Linked DNA regions of Mus musculus: region 2 is linked to region 1. Evidence: chromatin loops called from intact Hi-C (ENCODE). Cell type or tissue: heart. All regions are shown on one strand. Links, peaks and the distances in the headings refer to the core of each region. The heading gives the core; the rest is flanking DNA.

Region 1 (15,152 bases), core at 4,585-12,584:
GGCCCTGAAAAGAGTCTTTAATTTTCCCTCTGAAACTTCACAAGCCAGGCCTCCATCTTCTGCACTGTTCTCAACATTATCTCCCAAGCTCCTACACAACATCCGACAGAGCTCTTAACAATGGATGGATCTTCAAGCCCAAAGTTCCAAAGTCCTTCCACAGTCCTCCCCAAAACATGGTCAGGTTGTCACAGGAATACCCCACTCTGCTGGTACCAATTTGTCTTAGTCAGGGTTTCTATTCCTGCACAAACATCATAACCAAGAAGCAAGTTGGGGAGGAAAGGGTTTATTCGGCTTACACTTCCATGCTGCTGTTCATCACCAAAGGATGTCAGGACTGGAACTCAAGCAGGTCAGGGAGCAGGAGCTGATGCAGAGGCCATGGAGGGATGTTCTTTACTGGCTTGCCTCACCTGGCTTGCTCAGCCTGCTTTCTTATAGAACCAAGACTACCAGCCCTGAGATGGTCCCACCCACAAGGGGCCTTTCCCCCTTGATCACTAATTGAGAAAATGCCTTACAATTGCATCTCATGGAGGCATTTCCTCAAATGAAGCTCCTTTCTCTGTGATAACTCCAGCTGTGTCAAGTTGACACAAAACTAGCCAGTACACTAACCATGACCAAAAAGTAAGTTGGGGAGAAAAGGGTTTATTGGGCTTCCACTTCCACATCACTGTTCATCACCAATGAAACTCAGGACAGAAACTCACACAGGGCAGGAACCTGGAGGCAGGAGCTGATGCAGAGGCCATGGAGGGAGGGGTGCTGCTTACTGGCTTGCTCCCCATGACTTGCTTGCTCAGTCTGCTTTCTAATAGAACCCAGGACCACCAGCCCAGGGATGGCACCTTCCCCATCAGTTACAATTAAGAAAAGGCATGCACACAGCCCAATCTTATGCAGACATGTTCTTATTTGAGATTCTCTCCTCTCGGATGATCCCAGCTTGTGTCAAGTTGACATAAAACAATCTAACCCAACCGATTTCTTGTCAACTTGACACAAGCACATCACCATTAAGCCACAGCCTTTTCCGTTCACCCCCAAGATCACACATTAATAACACTACCATAGAAAATATTTTTACACACTTACATTTTTCCAGTCTTTACAAATTCAGACACTTTAAACTTCAACCTCTTAAAAAACCCAAAGTCTTTTTTTTAAAACCTAAAATCTCAGCTGGCACCTACACCTTTGACTCCAGTACTCTGGAGGCAGACCTAGGTAGATCTCTGAGTTTGAGACCAGCCTTGTCTACTAAGTGAGTACAACCAGGGCTACACAGAGAAACCCTGTCTCAAAAAAACAAGACAAAACAAAACAAAAAACAAGCAAATAAGCAAACAACACACCTAAAATTTCTTTTAAAATTCAGCCATTCAACTGTGGGCTCTTATAAAAATCAAAATTAAATTAAATACATCCTTCAAGAGAGAAATACCAGGGCACAGTCAAAATTAGATATCAAATCCAAACAATGTCCAATATCTGGGATTCACTCACTATCTTCCGGGCTCTTCCAAAAGGCTTGGGTCACCATTCCAGCTCTGCTCTCTGGAGCACACAAAACTAGTCTTTTATGCTCTGGCAGGCTCCATTCCCCACTGCTGATGCTGTTCTTGGTGGTCATCCCATGGTACTCGCATTTCCAAACTGCTGGGGTCTTCTGCTGCAACTGGGCTGCACTTTCACCAATAGCCTTTCCTGGGCTCTCTTCATGGTGCCAAGCCTCAACTTCTCAGCATGACCCCTTTGATCCTGCATCTTCACCAATGGCCTCTCACAGTGCCAAGCCTCAGCTGCTCTCCAGGACTCCTTCAAAACCAGTACCACCTGGGTGACTCTTACACTACCAAGTTCTTATACCAGCATGAGGTACAACCTTGGTCACCTCTGGAACACAGCTTCTGTGTACCGACCCTGAAGAAACACTTCCCAGAAGATTTCACCTCAGTGATACAGATCTCTTCTTAGTCACTGCTAATCTCTCAGCTCAGCTGACCAACATCAATTGTTCCAGAAAAACAACACTTTTACTTCAGTGGTGCTGGTCTCTTATGACCAAAAAGCAAAGGGTTTACTTGGCCTCCAGTTCCATATCACTGTTTATTATCAAGGTAGTCAGGACAGGAACTCACACAGGGCAGGAACCCGGAGGCAGGAGCTGATGCAGAGGCCATAAAGGAGTACTGCTTGCTTACTGGCTTGTTCCTCATGGCTTGCTTTCTCACAGAACCCAGGACCACCAGCCTACAGATGGCCCCACCCACAGTGAGCTGAACCCTTCCCCATCTGTCCCTAACTAAGCTAATGTGAAGCCATTTTCTCAACTGAGGCTCCCTCCTCTCTGATGGCTCTAGCTTGTGTCGAGTTAGCATAAAACAACCCAGCACCATCAGTTTGAGTTCAACATGAGTGATCTGAGAGCCTGTCTCAAAGTAAACAAAAGAATTTGAAGGAAATAGCTACAAGTTGAAGACTGACTACCTCTGCATAGCACGTGACATTGAGTCAAGTCCACAAAATTAGAAATGTGAGCTCCACGCTTAAAAGCGTAATTCCTAGTCATGTGGTCCCTACTCTCCTGGGAGAAGCCCACACTTATGCTCTCATGAGAGTCTTCTCTTCTTCCCAATGGCTTCTCCTTCTCACAATCCTTGTGCTTAAACTCTGTGCTGAAAATGTGTTTTTAATAAATTCCAACTTTTTCTGATAAAATAAAAAAATGAATAAAGACTAATTACCGATGCCTTAAACAAACAAAGGTATTCTTCTAGCATATCAACTTGGAGCAGAAGGGGCCTGGAGAGGTGATTCAGTGGATAAGAACATTGGCTGCTATTCCAGAGGGCCCATGTTCAATTCCCAGCACCTACACCAGCTGGCTTACAAGCCTCTGTAACTCCAGCTCCAGGACGTAATTTCTAGCTCCAGGAGATCCAAAACCTCTGGCCTCCACAGGATGCTGTAATCATATGCCACACCCACACCTATACACAGTTTAAAATAATAGAAAATCCTCTTTAAACATAGAGCAGAAACTAAGTTTCTTTAGGGGTACCCATGAGATACTTTTCCCCCCTAAAAATGCTAGGATATGATTTTTTTTCCTGCTCCCTTGAAATTTACACCAGTGATTCAAAAGCAATGGTGTTGCTGGCCACTGGTGGTGCAGGCCTTTAATCCCAGCACTCGGGAGGTAGAGGCAGTTAGGTCTCTGAGTTCGAGGCCAGCCTGATCTAGAGAGTGAGTTGCAAGACAGTCACGGCTACACAGTGAAACCTTGTCTTGAAAAAAATAATAAGGGGGGGCAGGCTTAATGGCATACATCAGTTGACCCGGTCAAAGCAGGAGAACTTCAAGCCTGAAGCCAGCTTGAGATACTTAATCGAGGCTTAGTTGAGGTACTTAGTAGTCTGCATTGTCTGGGGGGCGGGGGTGGGGAATGGAGGAGGAGGAAGGGAAAGAAAAGGAAGAGGTTCAGAACTACAGGATCTCAGAGGGCAGACAGAGGCCCCATCATTCACCATCTCCACCTCCACGTCTGCCAGGAAGAGTCAAGGTAGCGATCCTACAGGTGCAGCTAAGTAAACTTCCATAGCTGCACCCAGAGTCAGTGACCCTGGAAGACAACAGAACGGACACGCGAGAGGAAGCTTCTACAATTCAGAAACAGGACTACCATTGCATACAGAGGGAAACAAATTATCCTAGAATCTGCCATCCTCACTCTCTATCTGGAAGAGCGGGGCGACTCCCTTTGGCCAGGCAGGATACGCTCAGAAGGGAGTCTCAGAACACTCTTATCATCGGTAAGGATGATAACAATGATCCCAGCTCTGGGGAAGTCTTCCAAGCCTTGCAGGCTAGGGAGTTACCGAAACAGGCACAATTGTCTTTCTTTGGAAAAAGATACCTCCTTATCCCCCAGCAAAGCTCCAGAGAGCTGAAGCCAGAGTCACCTTGAGATGGAATCCATTGTCTGACTCCAAACTGAACAGGTGGTCAGAAACCCCTGGGATCCGTTCTTGTATTCCTCATCGCTGGGGGGTGTGGGGCGTGGGGTGGGGGGTCCACTAACAAAAACAGCTCAAGGGTGGTTTGGTTGGTTGGTTTTGACTTTGACTCTGTACCCTTTGTCTGAGGGTACAGTCAGTCGTGGTGGGAATAAAGGTTTATGTTGTCAACCCAACAGGACGTAGACCCACCTAAGAGATGAGCCAATGGCCGTGCCATTAAGGGATTAGTTATCTAAATCAGGTTAGCCTGTGTTCATGCCTCTGCTGTATCATCTACCTGAGCTTGGTCTCTGAGTATTGTCACTGAGATGGGAAGACCCATGGAAAATGGGCCACTCCATTCCCTAGCATTTCATCTGGAGCTGCACAGAAAAGAGGAAATGCATACAGTTGTGCCTGCTTCCTGACTACAAGGTGCAAGCTGCCTTAAGCTTCTATCATTGTGGCTTTCCCACCTTGATTGATTGTGAACTTCAAACCATGAGCCAAAAAGAACGCATCTGACAGGATCATCTATCACAGCAACAGACATATCGGCTAATATAGAAAGCTGGTGTGGAGGGATGGGTCAATTGCAATAAAACCCAACCTTGTGGTTCTTAGGCCTTTGTGGGAAGAACGTGTCAGAGTTTGTAACTTTGGACCAGAAACATGGTTGATTAGTGTAAGCCTAGCTTCACAGGCCATTCTGGTAGCTCAGAAGACAAGAACGTTCAAAGACAAAGGTGGATAGTGTAGTCCCCTCTCAGGAGGCTTCAGAGTTAATTCTCTGAGGAACTGAGCTAGTGGCTGTAAGTGTTACAGCCCTGAGGAAAAAGGTCTGTCCCAATAGAAGTATTGCAGCTCTGAAAAATGTATCTTGGCAGTCCTGAGCTGAGAAATACCACAAAGTCACACTGCACAGCAAACCTCACACAAGAGATTTATTGGGTAAGACACAAAAGAGTGGCTATCCCTGTTCAAGCAGGATGCAGCAAAGAACTGACTGGGAGACGGGCTTCTATAGGGTTTCTGGGTACTGGGGTGGGGAGTAGAGACTTCATGCTCATGGATAGGTGGGTTTTCAAAACCCAGAAATGAGTTTAGACTTTTATTTTACCCTACAGGAGCCATTTGTGTGACGTTCCAGCCAAAGCTGGCTTTGTTCTGCCAGTGCTCAGAGAAGTTAGGTTGAACGTCCAAGTACGGACTGATGGTTTGGTGGAAGAAATATCAAGACAGGTGAATGTTCAGGCTTCCATGTGGCTATTGTTTACCAGGCTTGCCTGGGTCTACAGTGAAAGGGGGGCCAAGAGTTGGGCAGAAGAATATAGCAAAAGGCACAGTTGGGAGGGAAAAGGGGTACCTACAAGTTTGAAATTATAGCAGAAGCAAGTGCTGAAAAAAGACAATAGCTGTTCAGGAGGAACCTCCCTCTGTGCTGGAGCAATAAGGTGTCCTGAGAACAGGTCCCTACCCATCAAAGGCATGGGAGGAGAAACGGCCTTTATCAGAGTGCTTGCCTCCCATATGGCAAGCCCTGGGCTTGATCCTCAGCGCCACATAAAACAGGACAGGGACGAACATCCCTGTAACCCCAGCACTCAGGAGGTGGAGGCAGGATGATCAGACATTCAGTCATTCATGACTGCTTATCGTGTCCAAGGCTATTGTAGCTAAATAAAACCATGGTTGGTTGGTTGGTTGGTTGGTGGGTGGGTGGTTTTTCAGACAAGGAGAGGGTTTCTCTGTCCTGGAACTCATTCTATATACCTAGCAAGCTTCGAACTCAAGAAATATGCCCTCCTCTGCCCCCTGAGTCCTAATCTTGACTCTCCTAGCTTGTCTCAGGTCTCTGTCCCTTCACTGTCTCTTCCTGCTTATTTTCCTCTGGACTTGGTGTTTGGCTCGTACTTCTTTTCTTTCAATATAAGGGGGCTTATTTGGGGAAATGGAGTGGAATGAGGACCTGGAGAAGGGGTAGAGGCAGATGTGTGGACATGTAGACAGGGAGACAGACAGGAGCAGAGCCATGAGTGCAGAGAAGAGGATGGGGCACAGAGAAGGACAGAAAGAGAAAAGGAGAGGGAGGGGGAGGGAGGGAGGGGAGGGAGGGAGAGTGAGCGCTGGAGTGGATATCACACCAGTCCCAAGGCACCTGACATCCTCATGCTCTCTGTGGGCACCAGGCCTGCACATGGAACATATGCATACATGCAGGCAAACACACATCCACATGAAATAATTTTTAAGTTTTAAGATTTAATTTTATTATGCGTGCTTGTATGTTTGTGTGTGTGTGTGGGGGGGGGTGTTCATATGTGTACAGGCACCTGTGGAGACCAGAGGTGTCCAGGTCCCCTGGAGCTGAAGTTACAAGCAATTGTGAGCTGCCAGTAACACTGGTGCTGGAAACTGAACTCAGGTCCTCTGCAAGAGCAGTATGCTCTCCTAACCACTGAGCCCTGGCTCCAGCCCTGGCTTACATACAGGTTTTTATTCAGGCCCCTTCTGCCAGACCACCCTGAGTACCCAAGCACCCGGCTTTGCTGTTTGGATGTGGTTTTCCATCATGCAAACATCAGCTTTTCCTGATGGCTCTGACTTGGTGATCCTCTGACTTTCAGCACTTCTCATTCCCATGTCAGCCTGCTCTGCCCCTGCCTAAAGGGCTCCAACTAGAGAAAAGACTGCTCTAACTTAAAGTAGCAATAATATGGACAGTTTTCAAAATGCAGCTCTGTGAGGTGCCCAAGCTCTGGGCTCACAGGAGTGACTTTTCTCCTATGTGTGTCAGGGATGGGCTGCCTAGCTGCCTTCTCAGGAAGCCAACTGCACTCCTTCATTTATTCTCAGAAACCTGTTCAGTTGTTTTGCTATATAAATTCTGCACATATATATATACATATTTAAATTTATATGTGTGTATATATGTGTGATTATACATTATATAATATAGAATGTGTATACATATATATGTATGTATTTTAAAGATAGAGGAAGCATATATATTTATATATAGTATATATATATATGTGTGTTGTGTATGTATGTATATGTTTTGTGTGTATATATTTTGTGTGTATTTGTATGTACAAATATATTGTGTCTGTGGGGGGGGTGTCTTAGGGTTTTACTGCTGTGAACAGACACCGTGACCAAGACAACCCTTATAAGGACAACATTTAATTGGGTCTGGCTTACAGGTTCAGAGGTTCAGTCCATTATCATCAAGGCAGGAGCATGGCAGCGTCCAGGCAGGCATGGTGCAGGCAGAGCTGAGAGTTCTACATCTTCATCTGAAGGCTGCTAGCAGAACATTCGCTTCCAGGTAGCTAGGATGAGGGTCTTAAAGGTCACACCCCCAGTGACACACCTACTCACACAAGGCCACACCCGCTAATCGTGCCACTCTCTAGGCCAAGCATATACAAACCATCACAGTGTGTGTGTGAGTATAGTGTGTGTGTGTGTGTGTGTGTGTGTGTGTGTGTGTGTGCATAAGCCACAGAACAAAGTGGAAACTGAAGGACAGTTTTGGGGACTAGGTTCTTCCTTCCACCATGTGATTGTGAGAATTGAAATTGGACAATCAGGCTTGGTGGTAAGAATCTTCACCTGCTGAGCTATCTGAACGGCTTGAGTTTTTCTTTTTTTTTCATTTGTATGTGCTTGTGTGTGTGTGTGTGTGTAAAGAAATGTTCTCTGTATTTACACTCTTTTATTACCTACTTCATAACTGGTTTGGTTGTTTCTCACTTGCCTCTAATAGACTTTTGTCTCCCTTTTATTCATCTTTTCCCTGCAATGCCTAACAGATTCTTAGAATATATATTCCATAAATGTTTGCTAAAAAAAAAAAAAGGGTTGGACAGATTGATGCGTTGTTTTATTGTTGTTATTTTAATACTGGGGATTGTTTCTAGGACATGGTGCATGAAAGAAAAGCCCTTGGCCATTTGACCATATTTCTGTGCCACCACGTCCCCCTTTAATATTAACTTGAAATTTTTTGACCTACATATTATACATCTTTATGAGATACACTGTGATATTGCAGTGCACACATACAGTAATGTCAGGGTAGTTGGCATATCCATACACTTATCACATCTTTGCCTTAAAAATATTCCAAACCACCTGTATCTGCTGCTTTGATGTATGCAAATATTACACTGTGCAACAGGATATTAGAAATTATTGTAGATCAAGCCTGTAATCCAACCCTGGAAAGGCGGAGGCAAGGCAGATGTAGTGTGAGACTGAAGAAAAGAAAAGAAAAGAAAAGAAAGGAAAGGAAAGGAAAGGAAAGGAAAGGAAAGGAAAGGAAAGGAAAGGAAAGGAAAGGAAAGGAAAGGAAAGGAAAGGAAAAGAAAAGAAAAGAAAAGAAAAGAAAAGAAAAGAAAAGAAAAGAAAAGGAGTTTCTGTCTGACAAATACAAGGCCCTTTGATTTGAAGACATGTCCAATCTATTCCTGGGAAATCAAAAGAGCAGGAAACAAAATGGAATCGGAAAAGGTAGGACCCTCCTGCGCATCTATTGCAGTGCCTATAAAAAAAGAATAAGCGGGATACAATTAGCCCCAGGACTTCCGCCGGGAGGTGCTTGTTCAAATAGATTGGGCGCGTTCTTATCTTTAGCCCCGCCCAAGACTGACAGGACTGGCGCCCTGTGAAATGGGAGGGGTGGGGCTAGCGCACCGTGAGCGTCATCACGCTGCGCCCATGCTCCGCCGGCCTTGTGGTGGACTCCGGAGGTGAGCGAGGGTGTCAACCAGGTCTGGGTTCTGGGGGTCAGCAGTGCTGCGTCCCGTGTCAGTTTCCCTGGTGGTTTCGGTAGCGACTGATTCTCAGAGCGGCCCCGAGTCATAGTCTCGTCTTTCCTCTACAGGAACCTGGCTCACCGGCCGAGGTCTTGCCGTGAGCCCTTGTGTGTACAGTAGCAGGCTGTAACTGAGACAGACAGCTGCAGTAAGTGCTGTGGCCTCGAGATCGTGCCCTGGTAACGACAAGGAATCAACACCGCAGACTCGAGAGTTGAGCGCTTCAAACAACCCCGTTTATTAGTAATACTCCCTAACCCGGGACCAGTTCCAAGAAAGGTTACCAAGTGACAAGGTGTTTCTAAATGGTTACAGCACAAATAATAGTGGGTAAAGAGTAAATAAGGTGACTTGTCTTCTAGTGAGCTCGTAGGTACCTGTAGGTAGAAGAGCTTTGCTCTGTAGAGCTTCTGTGATCAGTAGCAGGGGAATTTTTCCGAATGATTAAGTTAGCTGGTCTCTTAACTGCTTATTTTCCCACTGTATCCTTCCTCATTTGGATAGAGGGACTCCAGTGTGACCAGTTTACTTGTGTGCTTACACACTAATAGTTCCTCGAAACACTTGTGAGCAGGCCATGTTATTCCTAACTTTTCTGTATAGGGAATATGAGGGTTAGATCCATTTTCTACTTTGTAACTATTATAAAGATAAGACCTTTAAGGACCTCTGGCCTGGCTGTTTCAGAAAAGTAGAAAAAATGACTACTGGACACAGGCATTGCTCCTGACAAAATTCACTTGATAAGCTCTAACCATCTGAAGGCTAGTTTAAATGGGGTATTGTGGCACCAGCCTGTGTATAATTTCAGAGGATCCCCTGTAACGGGTGCTACAGAGGTTTTGAGCCACCATAAGGGTGCTGGAAACTGCACCCAGGTCCTCTGGAAGAGCAACCAGTGCTTAGCTGCTTAGGTATCGCTCTAGCCCAACTCATGGGAGGCTAATGTAGAAACATCTCCCAATTTAAGGCAAGCCTGGGCTACCGTGGAGAAAGGTAAACTTCAAAAAAATGAAACAAAGCCATTGGTTTGTTAATGGATAGGGGAAAGGGGGCAAGACTGTGTCTTAACAATGTTAAGCTTTGAGGGTATTTTCTTGTTTTATTTTAGGTGCTTACAGACACATAATGTCAATAGTCCGTTCATCCGTCCACGCCAAATGGGTTGTGGGGAAGGTGATTGGTACAGCCATGATAAAAACGGCTAAAGTAAGAGCGACCAGACTTGTTTTGGATCCCTACTTACTGAAGGTGAGGACCAACACTTGTTTTAAAATGCCATCGATAAAGTTACCAACATTCCACTGCAGCTGTTCTCAGCCTGTGGGTCGCGACGCATTTGGGAGTCACATGCCAGATGTTTACATTATGATTCATAACAGTAGCATAATTATGGCTACGAGGTAGCAATGGAAATCATGTTATGGTCGGGGGTCACCACAGCATGAGGAACTGTATTAAAGGGTCGCAGCGTTAGGAAGGCTGAGGACCACTGCTTTAGGGTCTGAGCGGAAAAGCATTTCCCTGTCCATAAAAGATAAGTTGAGCATCTGCAGCAATCTGCTATACCCACTGCTGACCTGTAGGTGTAACCGGGTTCATAGGAGGCTTTCAGGAGCACACACGTCATTCTCAGGTTTCCTGTAGTGACTAGCTAGGCAGAACAGCACGGGAACAGGATAAACTCTTAACCCCTTCTTCCCAGGTTGCCATAAGTCATCCCAGTAAAGAGACATTTGAGCCGACCCTCCAGTACAATTTTATTCCTTGACCGGGTAGCAAGAGTCTTTCCACCATTGATGAATACAGCTGTGATAGGGCATGGCCTCCTGCAGAAACAGCAAGTGGTTTTAAGGAATCAAGGACAGTTGCTTTGTTGCTCTGTTTTGTTTGGGGACAGGGTCACTCTATGTAGCCCTGGCTGTCCTGGAACTCAATATGTAGACCAGACTGGCTTTGAACCCACAGAGATCCACCTGCCTCTGCCGTCGGTCTGCACCACTATACCTAGGAATCCATAAGGACCAGCTTAAGGAGTGAGGCAGGGGATCCTGCAAAACCGTGGAGTAGAAACAATAAAGAGCTGAACTAGAGTGACAGCAGTGGGAGTGGCGTGGGCAAGGCAGACCTGGGCAAGAAGGGATGGAGCTGTGGTTTGTGAGATGAATAGGGAGAGGGGCAGCTTCCCGGAGTTGTTTTTCTGTGTGTGTGTGTGTGTGTGTGTGTGTGTGTGTGTGTTCTTTTTGCATCACAGATCCCAGATGGGAGTTACTGATCTGCCACTCTCCTTCCCTCCACAGTACTTTAATAAACGGAAAACCTACTTTGCTCACGATGCCCTTCAGCAGTGCAGCGTCGGGGACATCGTGCTCCTCAGAGCTTTGCCCGTCCCACGATCGAAGCATGTGAAGCACGAACTGGCTGAGATCATCTTCAAAGTCGGCCGAGTTATCGACCCCGTCACCGGAAAGCCCTGTGCAGGAACTGCCTACCTAGAGAGCCCCCTCAGCGAACCTCGGGAGGAGCTCAAGGTCTCCTGAACCCAGGAAAGGAGGAGCCAGAGGCATTTCTGTCTGTGTGTTTTGCTCAATGGTTTTCATTACTGTTTCTCCTGTGACATTAAAAGTAGTCAGCAAAGTAAAGAGCTTAGTGCTCCATACAGGGTTGCATCCTTTTTCAGATTCTCTGAACTGAAGGTACTGATTACTCTGTATGCCTAAGGATGCGGCATCATTTTGTGAGCTCTCTGTCCTGGATCGTATGTATTGTCTCATTGTTCATTGCCTCCCCCAAAGAAATCTTGGACTGAGCACCTTTGTTTTGAAAGAAGAAAACCTTTTGATAATGACATAAAAGGCTAAACTTAGTTTTGGCAGCTTGATTTTTCAAAATTTATTGTGTGTGTGTCCACAATGCCTGTGTGGGCACACCTGTGCCACCACACACACACTGTGGCAGCCAGAGGACAGCTTTGTGGAGTCCGGTCTCCTTTCACTCTTACGTGGTTCCCAGTAACACACCTGTACCCACTGAGCCATCCTATTGACACTGAGTTTTAATGATTCATATTCAAAGTAAATTGGCCTGTTTTGTTGTGTTTTGGGAGACAAGGTTTCTCTGTGTAGCCTTGACTGTCCTGGAACTTGCTCTGTAGACCAGGCCGGCCTCCATATCAAAGGCCTAGCCTCTGCCTCTGAAGTACTGGGATTTAAGGTGTGTGCCACCACTGCTGACTAGTAAATTTAAATTTTTTCCCCCTTATTTCACCAACTTGCAAGGAGAAATGTTTTAAATGCTGTAAAGACTCTTACTGTAGAAACTTTGGCCTATATATTTCAGTTTTCTGACTCCTAGAAGGAGACTTGGATTTATAGTCCTATCTCAAGCACTAGGCAGCTGGGATTAGTAAGTGTATCTCACAAGGCCTAGTTTACTAGACGATACCAGTGATGATCATCAGGCTCCCAAAGTGGAGAGGGACCCATAGGTGCCCTTAGGACAGATAGGACCCATGGAGAGACCAGATAACTTCCTGAGGGAGGGAGGGAGGGAGGGAGGGAGGACCTCAGGGCCTCTCTGCAGACTCAGGAATGATGGGTATGGAGAAGGCAGTTCAAACAGGAAAGTGTGAAGTCCTAAATAACATGGCCGGTGAAACTGGAGAGATGGCCCAGTAGTTAAGAGCTCTTGGAGTCCAGAATTACCTCGCAAACTACACGAACACCAATCTCAGTCACACAGGGAGAGTTTATTGAGCATATACCCCAGGACTTCAGGAACTGAACCATGACCCCATGGTAAGAGCCTACAGGATTTTTAAGCCCAAAATCAACAGCCAAGTTATTTTACCAATCAGGATTTAGTAATAGGGCATTTCCTTAGGAATACGTCTTTGTTGTACACTTCTGTTTCCATTGGTTGAGGTATTCAACTGTGGCAGGAGACTTGCCTTGTTTAATATTCATGGTCTAACCTGTCTACCAGGATGGGACTTGTCTAACAGTCCTGACTTAACTTGCCATCCAGGGTGTCAGTTACCCACTTACATGGCTCTTTCTGCCAAGTAAGATGTCAGTTCCCAGGGAGGTTCTGGGAACTTAAATTTTACTTGACCACTACTCAAAATGGAAGTTTTAGTCCAAATCATTCCTTATATTGGTACAGATGTCTCTTGTCTTGGGGTCCATCCCAGGGGCAGCTTACAAAAGCAAATACTATAAAAGTGTATAGACAGGTGCAGGGGGTGCTGCTGGGTGGTTGGTCTGAGTCCAAGCTTATTGTGGGTAACTATGCAAAACAGTTCTACTGACTTCTATCCTGATTGGTTCCCAAGGGCCCAGAACACAACAGAATATGTAATCAATCTCGGTGTTAGAAAGGTTCCTAATAACAGCAAAACCATTTGAGAAAGTCATGACAGCAGGCAGGCTAGGGCTGGAGAGATGGCTCAGCGGTCAAGAGCACTGACTGCTTGTTCTTCCAGAGGTCGTGAATTCAATTCCCAGCAACCACATGGTGGCTCACAACCATCTGTAATAGGATCTGATGCCCTCTTCTGGTGTGTCTGAAAACAGCTACAGTGTACATAAATAGGTTTTTTCTTCTTCCTTTTTTTAATAAAAAACTAATGGCAGGCTAGCCAAGTAACTGCTACCTAGGCCTTAACAGGAACACTGGCTGCTTTTGCAAAGGACCCAGGTTCAGTCCTCAGCACCCACATCGCATGGCAGTTAACTGTTAACTCCAATTCCAGATATGGCGCCGCCTTCTGTTCTCAGTGAGCACTGCATGCATGTAGTACACAGACATGAGACATGCCAGCAAAGCTCTCATGCATAAATAAAAATCTTTTTTTTTTTAAACAAAGCATAACCAGGAATTTTTAAAGCAGAAGAGAATTGCTAGGGCAGTTTGAACATAGGTAGATATTAGAGAAATAGGATAATGAATTTTTTTAAAAGGTTATCAGAGAAAATGAGGGTAAAGGTAAGCAGCACCAGTATGAAGAGCTGCATGGAGTAAGATGCAGGGCCGGGAAACTGGCTTTTAAAGACTGATCCCAGGCCTGGGCAGTGGTGGCACACACCTTTAATCCCGGTACTCAGGAGGCAAAGTAGGCAGGTAGATCTCTGGGTTTGAGGCCAGCCTGGTCTATAGAACAAGTTCCAGGACATCAAGGACTACATAGAAAAACCCTGTTGGGGGTGGGGAGGGGGAAAACAAAAGCCTGATCCTAAAACATAAACACCTTGTACAGAGAGGTGGGATAGCTTATGTTACTAAGGGAAACTCTTGACTTGGTGCCAGGATAGGTCATGGGAAGGGAAGCCTTTTAGACCAGTGGTTCCTAAAGCTGCAACCCTTTAACACAGTTCCAGGTGGGCATCTCTGCAGACCCGCCTGGAGACGATAGAGGAATGGTGTATCAGTTCCTACAGACCTTTGAGCCCCATGGGCTGAAAGCCCGTTTTAGAGCATCTGGGTCTCTGGCAGTGGGGTCTATGTGATCCTCTCAGCACATCTCAGGTCTCCATCTCCAAGCGTCTATAAGATACTTGACCAATTGATGTGCATGCTGATGCATCGTTTTCATTAAAGTTTCTTGGGCTTGAGCTACAGTTCAGTGGTAGAGTACTTGCCTGGCAAGCACAAGACTCCAAGGAGAACATGATGGTGCTCACCTGTAAGCCAGCAACCTTGCCACCAAGCCTGACAGTCCAAGTGCATCTAAGTTCCTGGGACACACATGGTATAAGAAAATACCATAATAATAAATAATAAATGTAATTTATAAATTTAACTTTTTTAAAAACCAGGCATCAGGATATGGGTCTGGTAGTGTACCCCTTTAATCGCAGCACTCAGGCAAAGTGCAGAGGCCAGCCTGGTCTACATTGTTGAGTTCCAGGCCAGCCAAGGCTACATAGTGATTCTCAATCTTTCTAATACTGTGACTCTTTAATACAGTTCTAAATACACGTATGTGGGTGTGTCTGCCTGTGGCAGCCCACCTGAAGAGGATAGAGGAGTCCTGTCTCAGTTCTTAAACCTAGCTTCATCTTCGATAGTTGTCTTTGGAAACCTCTTTGAAAAGATCATTGGACCAACTGCAATGGCATCCTGACCCCCACAGGTTGAGAACCACTAGGGCCTTGCCACACCACCTCCAGTAGGATCTGTGTGACAAATTCCACAGACTGAGGCGATTGACCTCCTGGAATTGGCTGTGGAACTCTTTAATGGAGAAAATATATTGAGCCGTAGTTCTCATGGCAGTCTATCTGTTTTGTTTTCTCTTATTCTTTTCTTATTTACACATTCC
Region 2 (14,429 bases), core at 6,430-14,429, 540 kb after region 1:
CCCTAGTCATTATAAATCTATTGGGAGGGACCCAGGAACTCTTCTCTCCATGCTCACACCCCATACCTGCACTTCATTATTCAGAAACACCCCATCTTCTTTCCAGCAGGCGTACCCCCTTTGTTATTCAGACCCCTCTCCAATGATCTGTCATGGACTAACTCTACCTTCTTATCCACCAATGCTGTCTCTGGTCCCCTGGAACTAGAAAGGCAGACGCAGCAGTGAGCAGCTGTTCTGGACTCTGTATTTTAGGTTATTTTTCATTTTTGCTGGAAACCCCAATTGACAACAAAAATACCCAGGTACCTGGGTAAATGTTTAACACAAGATGGAAAGTGGCACGTCGCGTGAGCAGGGCGTTTGGCAGGTCACAGAACGAGCTGCTGCTGTGAGGAACAAGCGTCCTCGGTCGTGCTCCAGTTGAGGAGCCGGGCGGTGTCATTCAAACTTCTCATCGCCTTCCTCCACGTCCTTCAGACTGAGCACTTCCAGAGAACCCCTGCCTTTCGTTTCCTTTTTTATTAGCTCATCAATTTCTCTGAAGCAGCCTGGGTCGATGAGGCACACCTGCAATGAGTAACACAGCTGGTTTCCAAGGGAAGATGGGCATCGGCACAGAATAAGCCCAGTTTGAATGCTCAGGGCAGATCTATGACTGTGTTCTAGGTGCTGCTCACATGGAGGCCAGGGCAGCAGGCTGGGCCTGGGGTTCTGTCTCGATTCTAAGCACCTACTGTTGGACTTTGGGAAAGGCACTTATCCCGTGTTACGGTTTGTATATGCTCAGCCCGGGGAGTGACACTATTAGAAGGTGTGTCCCTGTGGTCATAGGCTTTAAGACCCTCATCCTAACAGCCTCGAAGTCAGTATTCTGCTAGCAGCCTTCAGATGAAGATGTCGAACTCTCAGCCCCTCCTGTATCATTCCCACCTGGATACTACCATGCTCCCACCTTGATAATGGACTGAACCTCTGAACCTGTAAGCCAGACTCAACTAAATGTTGTTCTTTATAAGACTTGCATTGGTCCTGGTGTCTGTTCACAGCAGTAAAAGCCTGATTAAGACACCCTTGAAGACTCACCTGGCCAGTGCTGCAGCTCATACTGAGAGTGAGCACTGCTTAGCATCAAGACCCTGGGTTCAGAGGCTGTAGAGATGCTCAGCACTGGCTGCTCTTCCAGAGGTTCTGAGCTCAATTCCCAGCAACCACAAGTGGCTCACAACCATCTGTAATGGGATCCGATGCCTTCTGCTGTGTCTGAAGACAGCCACAGTATACTCATATATAAAATAATAAAATTAAAAAAAGACCCTGGGTTCAATCCCTAGCACTTCACTCCTTTCTAAGACATCCATATTCTCCCTCCCCCGTGGGGTGTGTGTGTGTGTGTGTGTGTGTGTGTGTGTGTGGCAAACCATGGTCCTCTCCAGGATGAAATGTAGCATTAGACTTTTACAGGTCACCACTAGTTGTGAGACAGCCCAGAGGCATACTGAGAAGCCATGGTAGGTTGTGACAAGTTCAGGTGTTTCCAGTGTGGGCAAGCTGTTTCTGTCTAGAGTAGTCAGCTCTGCATCAAATCCGTTCACTGTGAATGCTAAACCATGTTCTGGTAAAAAGAGCTGCTAACTGCTAGTCTCAAATTTACTATGGAGCTGAACTCCTGATTCACCTGCCTCTGCCTCCGGAGTACTGGGATGGCAGGCGTGCATACCTGGCTCCACTTTTATTATTAGTTAGCCCATAAGAGAAGATTCAGTGTAAAATATATCTGATTTCAAAGAAAATGAATATGGCCAACACAATTCTGCTATGAATGCTTTGACAAAGAGGCAAATAAGAAAACCTTGTGAATGCTTAACTGCCCCATCCTGTTTACACATGGATACGTTAGCCTAGCCCACACCCTCTAAATACTGTTCCATGGTTTAAACAGGAAATGTCCTCAACAGGCTCACATGTTCCAAGTCTGGCTGGAGGTGCTATCCTGTCACACCTGGGAACTTGAGTGGCCGAGGTCTCCATGGAGGGAGTGGATTCTTAGGGACCTGTCTATAAGCTACGCCTGCTCTCCAGTTCCCCTATCTGCTCTCCTTCCTGTCCTGCCCAAGTACATGAGGCCAAGCGTCACGGGCTGAACCCTCAGACTGAGCCAAAAAAAAAAAAAAACCAACCAACCAACCAAAAAAGAACCAAACCCAACCCCCTTACTTCCTTTCATCTGCTCTCTCAAGTGTTTTGGTCACAGCCATGCAAAAGTAATGAACACAGCACTTATGATCAGGAACGAGGCTATTTGGGTAGAAGGAAGCCAAGAATAATAATGTGTTAAGGTCATAATCATGGGACCTTGGCTGCGCCACCTGCTCCCCGCCACCATCATCTTACGATCTCCAGCTGCTGGCTGTAGTCCTCACTCTCCACCACCTTCATCAGTGGCTTCAGCTTCTCCTTCAGCTTCTTCCCTTCGTTCACTGGCAGGATGAAGCGCAATCGCATGTGGGCCCGCTCTATCTTCATCTTCTCTTTCAGCTGCTTTATCACTTCCAAAGCCTTTAAGACAGAACAAGGGGTGCTCGTTACTTAGTTTTTGTGCTGCACAAATTTATATGTTAGACATGAACAAAGCAGTTTCCACATAGCTGCCTTATGCCAGCAGTTTCACAGCCAAGGTACCAGCAATCCTAGAAATACCTAAAAAATGAGCTAGTGTCTCATTTTGTGAAATGGAAAAAAAAATAATTTTTGCTTCGGCAGAAAGCAACGTTAAAGGCTGGGACTCAGTTCAGTGGTGAAGCAACTACCCAGCATGCACGAGGACCTGGGCTGTCCTCAGCTCTCTAAAAGCAAGAAAATGTGTGCGGTGGGAATTTCGTACATCTCTAGAACAGACAAAATGTCTTTTTGTTGGCCTCGGAGACTTCTAAGCCAACCCTGTTTTAAGCCATGAACCTTGAGGACCTGAGCCCATAGCTGAGTTCACAGTAATTCTAACAGTGGTGAGAGCAGAGACATGCTCCTTGGGAAAATGGCCCAGAGCTTCCCACCAGCCGTCCAGCAAGGCCCTTCCCACTCTGTGGACACCCGTGCCTGAGAAGCTGTCACTGGGTAGAAGACTCAGTGGCTTCCCTGAAAGTCTAATAACAGTCATCCAGAGTGCTGGGACGCCTAGTGATACACAGTAAGGTCCTCACAGGCCTTTGCCTTGGCACCTCTGCCACTGACCCGCAGGCAGCGTCAGTCACTGGCAGCTGGATGTGGAGGAGACGGGGGCTGAGCTTGTGCAATCTGAGGTTTATGGAGAGGGGAACAGTGCACAGGTGGTCGATGTGAGCTCGTTAGTCCCTTGATGACTCTCCTGTGCTTGTTCCCTGTACAGAGAAGCCCCTGGTTGGGTTGTGGAATGGACATGAGTAGTTCTGAGGTTGCCCAGAGTTCTTGTGTATGGAGGTTCTTCTCTGGCTCCTTCCAGTTTTCCACCAGGCCTTTTCTGGACGTACATGATCAGGTCTAAGTCAGGCCACTGCCTAAGCAGTAATAACTCAGGCAGGCTGTTAGTTATATGGGTCATACTATACTTCGTGCTGTGAAACACCATTGCTCGCTTGCTTGCTTGCTTGCTTTCTTTCTTTCTTCCTTCTTTTTTTTTTTTTTTTTTTTTTTTTGGTTTTTCGAGACAGGGTTTCTCTGTATAGCCCTGGCTGTCCTGGAACTCAGGCTGGCCTCCAACTCAGAAATTCGCCTGCCTCTGCCTCCCGAGTGCTGGGATTAAAGGTGTGCACCACCACACCCGACTTGTTATTTCTTTTGAGTATGCATGTTATATGAAAATGCAAGAACATGCATGCATGTATGTCTGTACATGACCCATATGGCCATGTCTTCTTCTATGCCCTCTTCTGTACTCTCAAGACAGGGTCTCTCACTGAATTTGGAGCTGCTCTGGTAAACAGCAGTTCCCAGAAAGCCTCCTGCCTCTGTCCCCACAACACTGGGGTTACAGGCGCAGAAGCAAGGGACCCAATTTGGCTTCGTATCCAGGTCCTGGACATCCAAATTTAGGTCTGCGTTCCTGTGTAGCAAGTGCTCTCATGTCCTGAGCCATCTTCCCAGGCCTTTATTTTACAGAATCTGTCATGCAGCGCAGTTCAAGTTTGTCTCAAATTTGTTATGTGGTGAAGGATGCAGTTTTGCCTCCACATCCCTCAAGATGAAGGTACCAGTATTTCTAACTTGAAAAGGTTATAAGCTCTGTGAAAGCACTACAGAGCTGAATAATCTAAAACCAAACCAAACCAAAACCAAAACAACCGGTGACTTTATTTTCTGAGCCAGGGTGTCAGTCTCGCAAGTGCTTGGAATCCAGGCCAGCAGAATGGCTGGCGTGACAGGGCTGAGCTGTAGGAAATATGTTAATAAACACAAACAGCAAAAGGGCTCAGGTGACTCAAAGTCCAAGCTTTCTCTTTAAAGGTTTGAGCTGGGCAGGAAATAAGAGTTCTGTATGAGCCAGGTGTGGTGGCCCACGCCTTTAATCCCAGCACTTGGGAGGCAGAGGCAGGCGGATTTCTGAGTTCGAGGCCAGCCTGGGCTACAGAGCGAGTTCCAGGACAGCCAGGGCAATACAGAGAAACCCTGTCTCGAAAGACCAAAAACAAAACTAAAAAAAAAAAAAAAAAACCCCCAAACAAACAAACAAACAAAAAGAGTTCTGTGTGTATTTGTGTTCCGTCACACTGAGGAGCAGCAGCTAAGGGTATGGCTCAGCCGGGAGAGGGTCTGCTCAGAATGATGAGCACCAGCACAGCCAGGCAGCCTGGAAGTGTGTGCTGCTGACCCCAGCACCAGAGATAGGGAGGCAGGCGCATCAGGCACTTCCATGGCCTTAGGTCCCGAGGACAACAAGGAACCCTTACCTGTTGCTTTGTGCTCTTGTTGGGTTTCACGGAGTAGTGGATGTCCTTCATGGCTCTCTCGATGAGGATAACGGTGTAAGGTCTCTTTGTTTCTGGGTTCACACACTTGTCTGCCACAATGGTGGCGATATCCCTAAACATCTGCTCCAGCTGTGTGTGCCGTTCTTTATCTGACACTTGAACTTCTCCTTTAGTCAAAATCTAAAGATGGCAGAACATAGAGAAAGCCCTCATCAGTTCTGGGTATCTCTCTACTGCACAGGTAGGTAGCGGGGAGGAAGGGAGGCGGCGTCCACTGCAGCTGCTCACGCAGAACCACGTGCTGCCTTAACCCAGCAGCAGCTTACAAGGAGTTCCGCGATCCCACTTACTGAGGGCCAGGGAGAAAGCCCATTCAGAGCAGCAGTGCTCAGCCTATGTATGGGTCATGACACCTTTGGGGGTTGCATATCAGATATTGACATTATGATTCCTAACAAGAACACAATTACAGTTGTGAAGTAGCAGCAACGTAATTTTATGGTTGGGGGTGGATCACCACAACATGACGGACCGTGTTAAAGGGCGGCAACAATAGGAAGGTTGGTGATAGTGTGCACCTTGCATGCTAAAGGCCCTGTGTCCAATCCTCAGAACCCCCACCACAGAATCCTCGCCTCCCCGCAGAAAAAACCCACAGGCCGCTGTGGTGGCATGCAATTCTAATCCCAGGTATTGGGAGGCAGAGCCTAGAAGATCTCTAAGGTTGAGGCTGGCCTGGTCTACATAGCAAATTCCAGACTAACCAGAGCTATGTAGTCAGATCTTACTTTAAAGAAAAAAAAAAGAAAGAAAAAGAAAAAAATGTCTGGGGTTGAGGGTGGGAAGCACAATCAGGTTATTTTCTAAAGTTTGATTTAAAAAAAAATGCAGAAGAAGGACATAGTGTCACCCTTTGTCTCCAAAAAACAAAAGAACGAACAAACAAAAACAAATATAGGAGTTTGTCGTATTCCAGCATGGCTATCATACTCTCTGGTAAGATGGAGAACCAGAGCCAGTTGGTGATGGCCAGGCCTTTAAGCTTAGCACTCGGCAGAGGCAGGAAGATCACTTGAGTCTGAGACCAGCCTGGTCTACAGAGTGAGTTCTAGGAAAATCAGGGCCACACAAGAGAAACCCTGTCTTGAAAAACCATGATGGGGAACCAGGCAATCATGCAGCTCCTAAGGATGGGCTAAAAGATGGGTTCAATGTCAAGGCCTTAGAAAGGAAACTGCAGCCAGGCAGTGATGGCGCAAGCCTTTAATCCCAGCATTTGAGAGGCAGAGGCAGGCGGATTTCTGAGTTCGAGGCCAGCCTAGTCTATACAGAGAAACCCTGTCTCAAAAAACCAAAAAAGGGAAAAGAAAGGAAACTGCAAATTTCAATGCCCCAAGTTGGTGGAGTATTTAAGGTCCCACCAGCCTTAACCTAAAACTGGCAGAAATGCTCTGGGAACCATCGACAGTTACAGAAAAGCCACTGAAGGCTAAGAGACCCCTCAAACAGGACAACCAACTCTCACTCTGAAGAAGACGGTGGGGCAGACTGCTGAGGCAGAGCACTGCCCCTGCCTCTGAGCATGGCGATCCAGAGAAAGGTCTTTCCCATCAGTCCTCTACAGTGAGTTTCAATCCTCAGCATCCCGAACAAGGAGTGAGGACTCCTTGTACCTGCATCTCCTTTGCCTTTGAAGATGTCCTTCCCACCATGTGGATCTAAGTCACTGCAGTCTCCTCTCCACCTTGGATTTTCAATTGCCACCTGTTTTTTTTTTTTTTTTTTTTTTTAAATAATACAGGTATTTAAACTTCATCTCTCTTTATAGTTTATGTTTGTTTCAATAAAGATGGGAGTGCATAGAAAGTAGACTTATTAATATTGTGACTGGTATTTTTCGGACTTAAAGCAGCATTAAAAAAAGGTCCAAGGTTTGTATTAACGTGACCCTGGGGGGAATGGAGGGAAGGCAGTGTGGCAAAGGGAGCTTGCTGCTCTTCCTGAGGACCAGAGTTCAATTCCCCGCACCCAGACCACTGGGCCAACAAACACTTCTTACTCCGAGTCCAGGAGATCCAATTTTTGTTTTGTGGTTATTTTCTGGTCTCTCAGGCAACTTGCCCCAATTTGCACATGTGTATACACATTAAAAAAAAAAAATAAAAGGGGGCCGGGCGTGGGCGTGGTGGCGCATGCCTTTAATCTCAGCACTTGGGAGGCAGAGGCAAGTGGATTTCTGAGTTTGAGTCCAGCCTGGTCTACAGAGTGACTTTCAGGACAGCCAGGGCTACACAGAGAAACCCTTTCTCGAAAAAAAAAAAAAAAAAAAAAAAAAAAAAAAAGTTGGGCATGGTGGTATGCACCTTTAATTACAGAACTCAGAGGCAGGTGGATCGCTGTGAGTTCAAGGCCAGCTTGGTCTACACAGTGAGTTTTGGGCCAGCCCGAGCTACATAGTGATACACTATGTGTTGGCTCCCCTGCCCCCATATCTGTGTATTTTCCCACTTCATCTTGGGGTGTGTGTATGGGGGGAACTGAAACCAAAAAAACCCACGACACTGTTTTATGTAGGGAGTGAAGGCTTACATCCTAGATAGCCAAAGCAAAGATACTGCATACTTGGGTAAAAGTGGAGATTCCGAGGAGGGTGGGTGAGGGTGTTTGTGTGACCTGTAGTACTCATTTTAGTATTTGTAGGCTTAGCTTCCCAATTATTATTTCAGAAACATGACCATAGTAAGTTTCTTTTCTTTGTGATAGTATCTGGAGTAGTGGATTCCGGTCCTAATCACTGCATGCTATTATAATGGATGTGGGTGAGGTGGCATGTCCCTGGAGGAATCAGAAGTTCCATGCCAGCATGGCTATCCCCTGAGTTTGATGTCAGCTTGGGCTACAGAGTGAGATTCTGTCTCAAAAAAATAGCAACAGACAAATACCATACAGACCTCCCCAAATTGCCCAACAATATAAACTGGAGGTGGGAGGGACCCAACAAATGCTAAAACAACAAAAACTCATCAAGAAAAACAGTAAACACAGTGGTCCAGATGTTGCCTACCATCGTGAGATTTTGTTACATTGCACCTGGCAGGACCTACCTGCTTGCAGATTTCAGTCTGGTCGTCTGTCCCAAATGCACTGATGAGGTCTTCCTTCTTGGCAACCTGACCTTTGGAAACATTTACAAACACTGAATGGGTCTGCAGAACTTCATCAAGGTCTTTTTCCCTTGAAAGGGCAGGAGAGAAAGTCCTATGTGAATCCACTGGATAGTAGAAAATCCACTCACATTTAAACACAAGATAGCAACAAGAGAAATGGCAAGTGCTGCAAGCTGGGTGTGATGTGCACATCTGTAACTCACCATTTAGGAGGCAGAGGCAGGGAAATTGGGAGTTTGAGGCCAGTCTCAAAAAAAAAAAAAAAAAAAACCAAACAAAACAAAAAAAAACAAAACAAAAACCCTAAAGAAAAAAAAAAAGAGAAATCTCACACACACACACACCACACTCTCTCTCTGGTGGCTACCTGCGAAGGACAGTATCTGGATTCTCCCACTTCACCACAGAGGGAAAAACTACATCATTGTTTTATGTAAGGAAACTCAGGGTGTGGTGGGGAGTGGTGTTTCTTCTGTCCTGGAATATCTGTCCCTAGATGGCAGTAGCGAAGACACTACTACGCACTTTGGGAAACTGGGGATTCTGAGGTGTGACGTTTTAATTTCAGGATTTGTAGGTGTAAGATTAGCTTCCCGATTGTTATCCCTGGAAAATGACCATAATGTTTCTCTTCTTGGAGATAGCATTTGGAATGTTGGATTCCTGTCTTTTTTTGTTTTGGTTTGGTTTTTTTTCGAGACAGGGTTTCTCTTTGTAGTCCTGTCTGTCCTGGAACTCACTCGGTAGACCAGGCTGGCCCTGAACTCAGAAATCCGCCTGCCTCTGCCTCCCAAGTGCTGGGATTAAAGATGTGCGCCACCACCGCCCGGCCGGATTTAAACATTTAATCCAAGAGGCTACTGCAATTTCGGGTCCTCTTGACCGCAGCTTTGTTTTATTAGTACAGGGTCGGTCACGGTCTCTCTCACACACACATACACATACACACACACACACGTTCCAGGCTGGCCTGGAAATCGCAGCAATCCTCCTGCCTCAGTTTCCTGGGCGCTGGGATTACAGGCCTAAACCATCGGTCCCACCCGGCTCTGATGGCGTTTGTAGTTGGCAGTTTTTATGATACTAACAAAATCCCAAAGCAGAACCCAATCCGAATCGGGTAAACCAGGCCTGAAAGGTACCGATGGGTCGCAGGAGCCGGGGTTAGGGAGGCCAGGCCGCCGAACTCTGGGCACAGGATTACTCACACGCCACTCCGCCAGCCGACGACCTTGTTTTTATAGCAGGCGATTTCGAAGCGCTTCCCTCCCCGCTTCATCCGCACCACGGCCACATTGGTCAGTCGGATCTGGTTGGTGGGGGTGAAGATCGACATGGTGGCTGTTCACAGATCTCGAGCTCGAGGGGACGCCAAGTGCTCGGCTGAAACGACCCTGCGGCGCGCGAACCCTTAACGCCCAAGGAGTGCGCGGCTCTTCCGGAACCTACCAGGGAAGAAGCTACCGCACGCCCGATTGCCCTACTGCACATGCGTCAAGTGGCGCACTAGCCAGGCAGCCGATAAGAAAGCAACCACGCCTGCGCGCCGTGACTTTTTACGCCCTCTAGTTCCACCCTCAAAGGAAGGCGGGTCGTTCTGTGATGACGTCATTTACAGGCGCCAGTTACGCCTACCTATTATGGGTGAGTAATGTTTATTATCTGGGTGGAAACATGATATTTTGGTTGAATAGTTCTGCAGAGTTCAGAGGCTGCGCTCATTTTAAATTTAAAAAAAAATTTTTTTTGATTTATTTATTATATGTAAGTACACTGTAGCTGTCCTCAGATACTCCAGAAAAGGCATCAGATTTCGTTACGGATGGTTGTGAGCCACCATGTGGTTGTTGGGATTTGAACTCGGGACCTTAGGAAGAGCAGTCGGCGCTCTTAACCACTGAGCCATCTCGCCAGCCCTATTTTTTTTTTTTTAAGATTTACTTTTTAAAAGATTTATTTATTTATTTTATGTATATGAATACACGGTAGCTGTCTTCAAACGCACCAGAAGAGGGCATCAGATCCTATTACAGATGGTTGTGAGCTACCATGTGGTCCTGGGAATTGAACTCAGGACCTTTGGAAGAGCAGTCAGTGATATATATACACACATATATGTGTGTATATGTACACACATATATACACACACACATATATATATCTTTTTTTTTTTTTTTTTGAGACAGGGTTTCTCTGTGTAGCCCTGGCTGTTCTGGGACTCACTCTGTAGACCAGGCTGGCCTCGAACTCAGAAATCCGCCTGCCTCTGCCTCTCGAGTGCTGGGATTAAAATCGTGCGCCACCACGCCCGGCTATAACTTTTAAAAGAAGTAAATAAAAACTCTCTTGGCTTAGTCACCTATGCACATGGGAGTCAGAGGCAGGCTAATTGCGTTGTAAATTCGAAGCCATTTTGTTTTATATAGGCGAGTTACAGGCCATCCAGAGCTACACAGTGAGACTCTTTCTCCAAATAGTAGCTATCCTGAATCTCGTGATCATTTTGTTTCAGCCTCAAGAGCGCTGAAATACAGGTCTGTGTCATCAAGCTGAATTCCTTTTTTCCATTTATTGACTGATTGATTGAGGCAAGGTCTCTTTATAGCCCTGGCATACGTAGTCCTGGAGCTCACTACGCGGCGGAACAAGCTGTCCATTAACTAGGAACTCCCAGAGATCCGTCTGCCTGTGCCTCTGGAGTGCTAGGATTAATGGTCAGTCAGCAGCATGCCAGGTTGTCATTTATTTCTTGATAGTACTGCCCTCTGTCCTGCCCTTTCCCCTTCTGAGCCGAAGCGAGAAATAACAGTGGAGCAGGAAGCTCGCTTGCTTTTGCATCTCCCGCTCTGGACCGCGTTTCCCACAGGCCCGCCCCTTTCCACTCTGAGCCAATCCGAGAAGTACAGGAAGTGCTCTAGCATCTTTCCCAGGTTTAGAAGTGATGGCTTCTCTCTGGTCCCGCCTCTTTTCTATTTGAGCCTATCAGAGAGGAAGTTAGAGCTTCCGCTAGCTCCTTTTTTTTTTTTTTTTTTTCCTTCTGGGCCCGCCTCTGTCCCCTGCAGCCAACGCGGGCAGGTCTGCCGACTGCATGCATGGCTTCCCTGTCCCTGTAAACTCAATCCTCCTGTTCGCTGTCCCTCTCTCTTTGCGTTTGCCGGTTGACTTGCGTAGCTCGGGCCCCGCGGAGGATGGGTGAGTCTGGGCTGGCCAGGGTCTCGGGCGGGCAGAAGGCAACAGATTCCCCCTCCACCGAGGGCCTTAGGTTGCTACACTTGATGTGTTACTGTTTGTTTTTACTGTATCTTATTTTTTCTTCTTTCCTTTTATTTCTGTTTTCCTTTTAAAAGGGCCGTTTTATGTATCCCAAGTTAACTCAGAACTCACAGTGTAAGCTCAGGAAAATTTGGGACTCACTGTGTAGCCCCTGTGTGGATCTCAGCTTGTATAGCAACTAGTTCGGCATTCAGTGGATAGCCGAGGCTCACCTGGAACTCACTACCCAGGGGGATTAGGAAATTGCTCTGTAGTCTAAGCTGGCCTGGAACTCGGATGTAGCCCGGGTTAGTTTTAAAAAATAACGGGGGCTGGAGAGATGGCTCGGCGATTGAGAGCACTGTCTGCTCTTCCAGAGGTCCTGAGTTCAATTCCCAGCAACCACATTGTGGCTCACAGCCATCTGTATTGAGATCTGATGCCCTCTTCTGATGTGTCTGAAGACAGCTACAGTGTACTCATATACATTAAATAAATAATTAAAAAAAATTAACGGTGTTCCTCCCACCTCAGCCTAACTGAACGCACATATTAGCAGGAGGCTGTCGCTCCTGGGAGCTCTTAACTAGGTTTTTCCCTTTCTGAGCCTAAGGACCACGTTTCGATGGAAGTTGGTCTAACCTCAGGGGCGTCTGATGGTGGTAGCTCCTTATCCATGTTTTGGGACTTCTGGGTCTATTAAACAGCACCTGTAAACAATAAATTTCACCGGGCTGTGGTGGTGCACGCCTTTAATCCCAGCACTTGGGAGGCAGAGGCAGGCGGACTTCTGACAAGGCCAGCCTGGTCTACACAGAGAAACCCTGTCTCGAAAAACCAAACCAAACCAAACAAAACAAAACAAAACAAAAAAAAAAAACAAAACAAAACCAAAACCAAAAAAAAAAACCCAAAAAAACCAAAAACCAAACAAAAAACCAAAAACCAACAAAACAACAACAACAAAAAAACCCCAATAAATTTTAGATTTCAAGTCCTGTGAAAAAAATCTTCACCTTCTGTGTTTAAGGCTCTGGTTGAACACAAGTCAAGCTTGCGCTGGTGAAGTTGATTTGTGGTTAAAAACACTTGCTACTTTTCAGGAGGACTGGGCTTCACCTCTGGCCTCCAAGGTTCATCACGCCTCCATGTAACTGGAAGTAATACAAATAAACCCTTTTTAATGGTGGCACCTGCCTTTACTCCAAACACTTGGGAGGCAAAGGCAGGGGGCCAGCCTGGTCTTCCTAGAGAGTTCCAGGACAGCCATATCTATGTAGAGAGGCTCTTTGTCATAGAACAACAACAACAATAGCAACAACAAAAAAAGAGTCAGACACGGTGCCATTTGTACTCAGAGGCAAGAGGATTGTAAATTTGAGGGCGGGCCCGGTCTCCAAAATGAGACTTTGTGTCAACCAAAAAACTGACCCAGCCATCTACATTTCCTAGATCATGACATTGGCTTATAATCCCCCCCCCCCCCCCCCCCCCCCCCCCCCCCCCCCCGAGTCAGGGTTTTTCAGTATAGCCCTGGCTGTCCTGGAACTCACTCTGTAGATCAGGCTGGCCTCAAACTCAGAAATTCGCCTGCCTCTGCCTCATAATTCTTACAACATCAATGGGCATCTTTGTGTGTGGCCGCGTGTGTTGTTACATATGTGTGGTTTTAAACTCAGGTCCTCTGGATGTGTGGGACTTGTCGCCTTTGCTGTCACTGTGGATGAACAGGTTCTACATATATATGGGCTGTGCCCTGGGCCTTACCCTTTGCATCTGTGTCCAGATCATCAAGAAGCAGGTAATTGGGGGAGGTTTTCTCTCTCTTTCTACCTCTCCCCTTAAACACTTTTATTTTTAATTAGGGGGCCCATGTGTGGGTATGTGTACAGTGCCTGTGGAAGATGGAAGAGGGTGTTGGATCTTCTGGAGTAGGAGATACAGGTGGATGTAACTGGTATGGGTGTTGGGAACAGCTTAGTGTGTGCTCTCGACAGCTGAGTCATTTTCTCTGCTGCTTCATCTAATTTTGTGATCCGGGGTCTCCCGTTTAACCTGGAGTTTGCAGATTGGGCCATGGTCGTTGGCCAGTGAAGAACCAGTTCGTTTGCTCGCTCTTTCTTTCTTTCTTTCTTTCTTTCTTTCTTTCTTTCTTTCTTTCTCTCTTTCCCTCTCTCTCTCTTTCCTTCCTTTCCTTTCCTTCCCTCTTTCTTTCTTTCTTTCTTCCTTCCTTTCTTTCTTTGTCTTTTTTTTTAAGACAGGGTTTCTCTGTGTAGCCCTGGAACTCACTCTGTAGACCAGGCTGTCCTCGAACTCAGAAATCTTCCTGCCTCTGCCTCCCAAGTGCTGGGATTAAAGGCATGTGCCACCATGCTTCGCTGGCTTGCTTGCTTTCTTTCTTTCTTTCTTTCTTTCTTTCTTTCTTTCTTTCTTTCCTCCCTCCCCTGCACTGAAATCACAGGTATGTGTCAGCACACCCAGCTTTTATTTATGTGGGTGCTGGGGTTTGAACTCAGGTCCTCTGTGTGTGTGCACGCACACACACAACTGATGGATCTGGATTACCTGATCCACCTCCCCCTCATCTTTCTTTTCTTCTAAGAATTTTTTTTTTACATGTATGAGTCTTTGCCCACATATAGGTCTGTGCCCTTGGAGGTCACAAGGGGGCATTGGGTCTCTTGGAGTTACAGATGCTTGCAAACTACCATTGGGGGTGCTGGGAACTGAACTCTGTCTTAGTCAGGGTTTCTATTCCTGGACAAAAACATCATGACCAAGAAGCAAGTTGGGGAGGAAAGAGTTTATTCAGCTTACACTTCCATACTGCTGTTCATCACCAAGGAAGTCAGGACTGGAACTCAAGCAGGTCAGAAAGCAGGAGCAGATGCAGAAGCCATGGCTTGCTTCCCCTGGTTTGCTCAGCTTTTTCTCTTATAGAACCCAAGACTGCCAGCCCAGGGATGGTCCCACCCACAATGGGCCCTCCCTCCTTGATCACTAATTGAGAAAATGCCTTACAGCTGGATATCTTGGAGGCATTTCCTCAACTGGAGCTCCTTTCTCT

What was found. Peaks named below come from ENCODE experiments on the same cell type or tissue, not always from the same donor. Only the 100,000 strongest peaks of a DNase experiment are listed, where the experiment ranks them.
Region 2: a loop joins it to region 1, with 18 times the contacts of the local background. A loop is called at or near these places in 6 of 42 quality-filtered maps.

The regions. Positions count from the first base shown.
Region 1 is chr5:129,706,786-129,721,937 of GRCm38, forward strand. Mrps17 (mitochondrial ribosomal protein S17) reads left to right here and starts at 8,712. Exons shown (of 4, transcript NM_001356959.1): 1 at 8,712-8,764; 2 at 8,899-8,978; 3 at 9,942-10,081; 4 at 11,131-11,909. The coding sequence starts at 9,959. The coding sequence ends at 11,370. In heart, for the core only: CTCF peaks have their summits at 8,661 and 10,413; a DNase peak (open chromatin) is centred at 8,676; H3K4me3 peaks cover 1,558 bases; H3K27ac peaks cover 977 bases.
Region 2 is chr5:130,245,892-130,260,320 of GRCm38, forward strand. Sbds (SBDS ribosome maturation factor) reads right to left here and starts at 9,639. Exons shown (of 5, transcript NM_023248.2): 1 at 9,319-9,639; 2 at 8,048-8,177; 3 at 4,923-5,123; 4 at 2,395-2,559; 5 at 1-570. The coding sequence starts at 9,446. The coding sequence ends at 442. Tyw1 (tRNA-yW synthesizing protein 1 homolog (S. cerevisiae)) reads left to right here and starts at 11,146. Exons shown (of 16, transcript NM_001015876.2): 1 at 11,146-11,302; 2 at 13,042-13,163. The coding sequence starts at 11,299. In heart, for the core only: CTCF peaks have their summits at 8,612 and 10,114 (motif pointing right); DNase peaks (open chromatin) are centred at 8,600, 9,650 and 11,000; H3K4me3 peaks cover 3,838 bases; H3K27ac peaks cover 2,430 bases.